Regions from separate parts of the Homo sapiens genome. Here region 1 is linked to region 2. A link is a contact called in ENCODE Hi-C or POLR2A ChIA-PET data. All regions are on one chromosome and are shown on one strand. Each heading gives the region's core, a stretch centred on a gene start or an enhancer-like site at or near the end of the contact. The rest is flanking DNA. Distances are from core to core; before and after follow the strand shown. Region 1 overlaps LOC105373188 (a long non-coding RNA gene). Region 2 has its middle 62 kb from the start of PPP1R2C.

The links. Hi-C counts contacts between places; a loop is a spot of excess contacts on that map. ChIA-PET counts read pairs that join two places held with the same protein, here RNA polymerase II (POLR2A). Pooled maps may share reads with other maps.
Region 1: a loop to region 2 is called in a map with no recorded cell type, with 2.3 times the contacts of the local background. The contact joins two enhancer-like sites. A Hi-C loop is called at or near these places in 7 of 37 single-sample maps with no recorded cell type and 7 of 50 pooled maps. POLR2A ChIA-PET finds 5 or more read pairs at or near these places in 2 of 52 experiments (CD4-positive, alpha-beta memory T cell and naive thymus-derived CD4-positive, alpha-beta T cell).

The regions. Positions count from the first base shown.
Region 1 is chrX:42,933,104-42,936,232 of GRCh38, forward strand. All of the region lies in intron 1 of LOC105373188 (a long non-coding RNA gene), which reads left to right. Among named protein-coding and RNA genes, the nearest start is that of PPP1R2C, 160 kb to the left of the region's middle. Within about 2 kb of position 1,433, at least 7 of the 41 ENCODE cell types and tissues checked have a DNase peak (open chromatin) inside an H3K27ac peak, as active enhancers do.
Region 2 is chrX:42,714,160-42,717,260 of GRCh38, forward strand. No RefSeq gene overlaps it. Among named protein-coding and RNA genes, the nearest start is that of PPP1R2C, 62 kb to the right of the region's middle. Within about 2 kb of position 1,437, at least 4 of the 41 ENCODE cell types and tissues checked have a DNase peak (open chromatin) inside an H3K27ac peak, as active enhancers do.

The DNA of each region.
Region 1 (3,129 bases), core at 183-2,682, 220 kb after region 2:
GTGTACCATATGATGATTTGATTATCTCACTGTTTTCTCTGTTTAAATAATTTTAAGACCTTTTATCATATATTAATTCTGCCTCTGTATTTTTCCATTAACCCAAAATAATTGAAGTAGAACATTCCTACAAAACATAGTAGTTTTCAGGATAGGACATCCAACTCTTATGTAAGTAATTTAAGTCAAAATTCAATAATGTCATAGTTCAGTGCTTTTTAAAAGCAAAAGTCTAGGTTTTTTTTCCCTCATAACTGTTTAAGGAAGTCAATGTTTGCCCAATAGCAGGTGCTAAAAGTTTTCATTTGTGGCATTAGAGGGGGCTAACAAGAGCAAAGCAATGTGCTTACCAGCATATTAAAATGTAAATGCTGGTGCTTCATGATCCTTTTGTGCAACGTGGTCACCTAAACACAAGGGTAAACATGCACATTAAAATAAAGTAATGCTCAATCATAAGATGGTCATCTAGCAATGAGACAAAGACAAAAGGAGAAGGAAAAAAATGGGAGAGGTGGGGGATGGACAACATTAAATCCTGTAGAATATGTGACCTCCAAGATGTCTCCCCTCCAGGCTGTGCCCCAGCTGCAAGGTAGAGGATGGGTAATCCACATTGAGTACGGAAGAGAATGGGCCAGGGAGTACAGGGTCTGGGTACCAGAGCTGAGAAAGCTGAGACCCACATGTGCACCTTGGTGACTTCACCATGTGACTCCACATGCCATATGGGACAGGTCATATGGGAAACCCCAATGGTGCCTTTGCTGCAAATCTGGAAAAGACATGGTCATAGGGCACCTCCAGTGTCCTGCCCCTGCTTGGCCCAGTTTTATTTGCTGGTGTTTTGCCACCAGAAATAGCCCTTGCATTGTCCTAATCTGTATTTGTGAATTGTGCTGGTTTCCTGGAGATTGTCACCACCTGCCAAAGGTGGGTGCATTAAAAGGCACCACTGGTTCTTGGGCTTCGTGGTGTCTCATGAGTTCAAGCATACCTCTGGCCCAGGCCACTGTCACTGTCTGTTAGTTGAAGAAAAAGCAGTTCTCAGCTGCAAGCAAGGACCACCTTTTGTAACTGTCACTGTCCTGGCCTTGAGAAAAGAGTCCACCCTCCTTGGGGCACCCCACGGATGACACAGTCAGTACTAGAGGTTCCAGAGAGGGTGGGTGAAGCTGTTGATCTCTTCATAATTGGCACAGACTATTTTGGATATTTCTAGGTGGGCAGTTTCTTTGCATGTTTCAGGAGAGGTTAATTGATTTTGGGGTTGCATGGCAGGCCTTTAGTTTGGGTCTTATTTTAGTGGTTGTTTGGGGCCCCCAGGGAGAGAGATGGGCAGTGGATGGGGCTTTTCTATGTGCTCCTGTGTGCTTTTGTTTTCATTTCGCGTTCTTCCCCCTCCACAAGCCAAAGTCGTTTCCTGTGGTTTCCACTGTGTGGACAGTGCTCAAGCACAGTGCTTGCCAGAAGGATTAGGGGCTGGGTAAGCCCCAGGTCACAGACAGATGAAGCAGATAAACTGTTCTTCTGGTTCCTGTCCAACCTCAGAGGGGCAAAAACCCTCCCCAGGAAGGAGAAGAGTGTTCAAAAGCCAGACTTTTGGAGAAGAGGCAGCTGGGCATTGCTGAAAGCCTTCATTATGAACTGTGGAGAAGCAGCCCTTGCCCCTACTGTGGGCTGAGGGGACCACAGCTGGGTACCCTGGGTCAGACTGAAGCCAACAATGCCAGCTGCCCCTTTTGGCCTGCTGGCAATGCCACGGGTGCCAGAGAAGATGGAGGATCCCTGTGCCAGGAGCCCACTTGGACTTCGCAAGGGGCAGTACCCGGGTGAAGAGGGAAGAAAGAATATAAAGTTCCCTGTAGGTCCTCTGTCAAAAAAAGTAAAAATAAAAATTAGATGGCCATCCATATGATAGAGAACATGCTACTCTTATTAATTTTAAATATAATTGGAATGAAAATTCATACTCTTAAAAAGAATCTTGTAATAAACTCAAGGACACAAAACACTCCTGGAAACATGACGTCCACCACTGGGGAGACATGCTCTAGGGCAGTGGTTCTTAATTTATTTGTCATCTCTTTGTAAATCAAGTTAAAAAAAAAAAAAAACATTGGTTTTATCCCAGCAAAGTTTACATGTGTGCACAAACAATATTTTGAATATCGTTTCAGTAAGTTTATGAATGTCCTGATGGCAATCCAAGGACTAGCATAATTACATTATTTCATTGAATTCTTCCAATTATCTTGGTAAGTAGTATCCTGTAGAGAAATCTCAGAGTAGCATAATTATGCTCCCTTTTGTATGTTAATTGCTTTTTCTCCAAGATTTCCTTAGGATACTTTTTTCTTAATCTTCAAATATCAGTAACTTTACCAGTTACTTTCCCTAGGAAACAGCCTAATTTGCTCTTCAGAGTCAAACAAGACTTTTATTTCAAAAACACTTTCTTCTATTAAATCTTTGAATGCATTTTTCCATCTTTTCTGTTCTTTTCTTTCATCTGAATTCCATATCTAATGATCTTTTTATAATTTTATATCTCATTCATTTTAATTCTCATTTTGTGTAATTTTTTTGAAGTTTCACTTCCATGTCACTGATTGTGGCATCAAATACTGTTTATTCTGTTTATGATTGCATCCAATGTGACACTTATTTTTGTAAATATTTAATTTCTAATTTATTTTTATTTCTCATATTTCTCTTCATTGATGACTTTTCTTCATCTTCTGCTTCACATCTTTTTTAAACAAGACTGTGATACCTGTATGCTTTTTGAAATTATAGACAAATTTCTTTTCACCTCTTAGCTTTTAAGTCATCCTTGTTATAATACATGCTATTCATTTGCTTTTGAATTATGTTTTTCCTTTCTTGATTTTGTAATTTCTACTCATTGGTCAAATCGTTTTTCATTGATTCTTTATCTTTGTTTTGAAATTGGACCAGCTGTTGATGAATTTAAAGAGCACCCTTACTAGTGCTGGCCTTCCTAAGAATAAATTTTTTATCTTTCTTACTATTAGTAAGACTCTCTGTTACTCATGATCTAACATAATTTCTAATTGATGCATGTTCAATTGATAATGGAGATGTGACACTTGTGAATGTTTGTAT
Region 2 (3,101 bases), core at 187-2,686:
ATTCAACTAATCTTATTAAGCCTCTACTATGTTCCAAGCCCTGTGCTATGCATAAGGCAGTGCTCTAAATGCTTATGGCAAAGAGAGTTAATCTAGGTTGAAAGTTAGGGAGGCTTCCCAGATTTAAAAAAAAAAAAAAAAGAACCCAAAAGATGAGTAGGGGTTGCAGGGTAAAGAGAGGAGAACCTGGGAAGAAATGTTCCAGGAAGAGGAATTTACAGGTGAGAAGGCTGGAAGTGAGAGAGAAAAAGACTTATTATAGGAGGTGAAAGAAGGTCCCAGTGTCTGGAGTTTCTCTATCTGCTGGTTGGGTGAGAGGAGCACATCAAGGGATGAGGCTGAGAGATGGGAGTGGGGCTGAACATGCAGAGCTATTGTGAACATGGACTTGATTTTAAGGGCCATAGGAGCCCCTTGAAAAGTTTAAAGCAAGGGAGACACCTATTATGATTTTCTCTTTCCATTGCAGAGCAAAAGGAACAAAAACACCCGAGAATATTCAGATATAAATCACACTACCTTATCAAGGAATGAGTAGCCAGCTCCTGGAAGTATCCAAGGAGAGACTGGATGACAGCTCTAGCATATTTTTAAGGAGGCAACTACACTGAGTGAGAGGTTGGACTACCAGACATCTATGGCCCTTTCTAATACAGAAAATTTTGAGCCTCCTCTGGCCCGTCCCCCATTCTCTATGGTGGGAATAAAGACATAGTGGTTTGAGAATCCTTTCACTGACATCCAAAACTGGCAGTGCAATGTGCTGTTTTTTTTTTTTTTTTTTTTTTTCAGCCCCTACCCTTGGGCCTAGAAGGAAAGATACACATCCAGACTGGAACTTCTGATAAGACACTGGGCTCTAGTGTTTGTGTTCTCTCATCCCAGCTGACACAGGAAGGACACTGGCCACAATGAGTTCCAGGGAATGGCTCAGCCAGCATCTGACTTTCAGGCCCGCTAACAGCTGGCTCTATAGTCTAGGGTATTAAACAAGTTCACCAGTTTTTTTTTTCTTTTAAAATTAAACTCTATGAAATATAAGAAAACAAACATCTCGGGCCCTGGGTCAGTGCCACACTCTGGCCACAGTGAGGACCGGGCAAGGTTCGAGGGCTCTGAAGGCAGAGGTGTTGTCAAGCACTGTGGCACTCTTGTTTTGGAACTCACTCTCAGGGACTGGGCAGATCTGTGTGTGATAACACAGCTGTGGTCCGATAATTACAGAAAGCTTCTCATTATGCTTGAGTAGGGGCCAAGGCATGGCCCTGCCACTGCCATGCCTTGGCTCCCACTCAAGTATAATGAGGTTTCTGTAATTGTCGGCCTGTGAGGCTGCAAAACTGGCACTGTTTAGAGCAAGTTGGCTTTTACAGCAAGTTGGCTTTTACAGCCAGCACTGGCATCTGAGGTGTGCCGGAGAGCTCCTGTTCCTGCTTCCTGCAGGCGAGCGCCCCTAGTGCCTGCTTCTCATCTCCTAACTCGGGCAATCTCTTTGTTCCTAAACCCACTGCATCAAACACAGCAGCTCCGTCAGTGGGGCTCAGTTTTCTAGTTGATATTCCATTCAACTTCTGTTCACATGACTCATCTTTCTTCCCCCTTCACATACTTCTCTTTTTTCTAACCCCGGAAAGGGATTCATTTTCTTTAACATTCCAGGTATAGAACATGTTTAATCAGAGCCTGGATAGTCCCTGCTGTCTGGGTACAATGACAGGAGAAGCAGCTTGGCTTTCTAAGCACTTCTTATGGCCTTAAATGAGGACAGATTGATTTTAGCCGAAATACCCATTAGCGAAAGATAATTAGAAAATTATCAATCTATACGTTGAGTCGTAACAATTTGAATGAGAGCACAGGATAGGTCATCCTGGCCCTGACAGATCACCAGGGCAACAGAAGAGGGCCTCTGGGGAAAAGAAGAGCAGGGAAGAAGGAGCTGACTTGGGCTCAACAGTCATGAAGGCGGGAGCGAAGCAGAGTGAAGTGAATGTGCGAGGGTTTAATTTGCCTCATGGAAAATATCCTATTATCAAGAAGCTGCTTCCTCTACTGGAATTTTTACTTTTTCCAATAAAAGGGAAGAAGTACAGTTTTATGTAACACATACAGCAGAAAAAGTAGAACGGTGACCCTGTGAAAATTACGGCATTAAAAGCAATAAGCTTGCCATTGCCAATAAACCACACAGACACCATGCCATGCCATCCTGAGTATAAAGATGACATTTTTACAGTTATTCCTATAGTAACTTCTCCCACCGCAACTACATTTTGAACATCATGCTTTCACAAAGAGACTCTTTCTAAAGTTTGAGGATTTCTGAGGTTTCATTATTCAAGGCCCAGGTCAGGCATCCCATTTTCAAGAAAGCCTCACAGCCTGGATTACATGCTCCCATAGTACCTTTCTCTCATGGCAGTTAATTCACTTCTGTATTTGCTAATTGTTTACTTATCTTTCCAACCACTAGACTATGAGCTTCCTGAAGACAATCATCATGGATTATTCATTTCTGAATCCCTGGTGTCTACCAGTACCTGGCTTTATAAATGTTTATAGAGTTGAATAATTAATAAGCCTTATTTCTTGTCCCATCCTTTAAGCCAAGGAGACTAAGTTAAGCCATAGCAACTGAGTTAAGTTAGATACCTTCACTAATCTCTCCTAACCCCAAGGTGCTATAATTTTAGAATCTGCTGTCTTCTGCCTAAATCAGAAAGTAGATGAGGTTTGGAAGCAAGAAAATTATTTGGCTGGATGAGAATGTTAAAAGGGAGAAAACAATTTCTCCTAAGCAGAATTCTTCATTTAAAATGGAGAGGAGAGGTGTGGCAAGGGTAGAATGGATTTGAGGCTAGGGGTATACAAAGATATATGCCCAAAATTATAGAAAGGCAGAAACATCAATTCTCATTTTCTTCTAAAGAAAAGTCAATAATTGAAGTCTATATTATAAGCAGTGATCACCAGAATCCTGACTACAGGAAAAAAATTGACAGCCCTTCTCCTTTTTTTCTGCAAATGAAAAATTCTGATTGTATAAAAATAATTTAAGGGTGAAGGCAAGGACTTGTTTCCTTTTAGAATCAGTGGCTGAA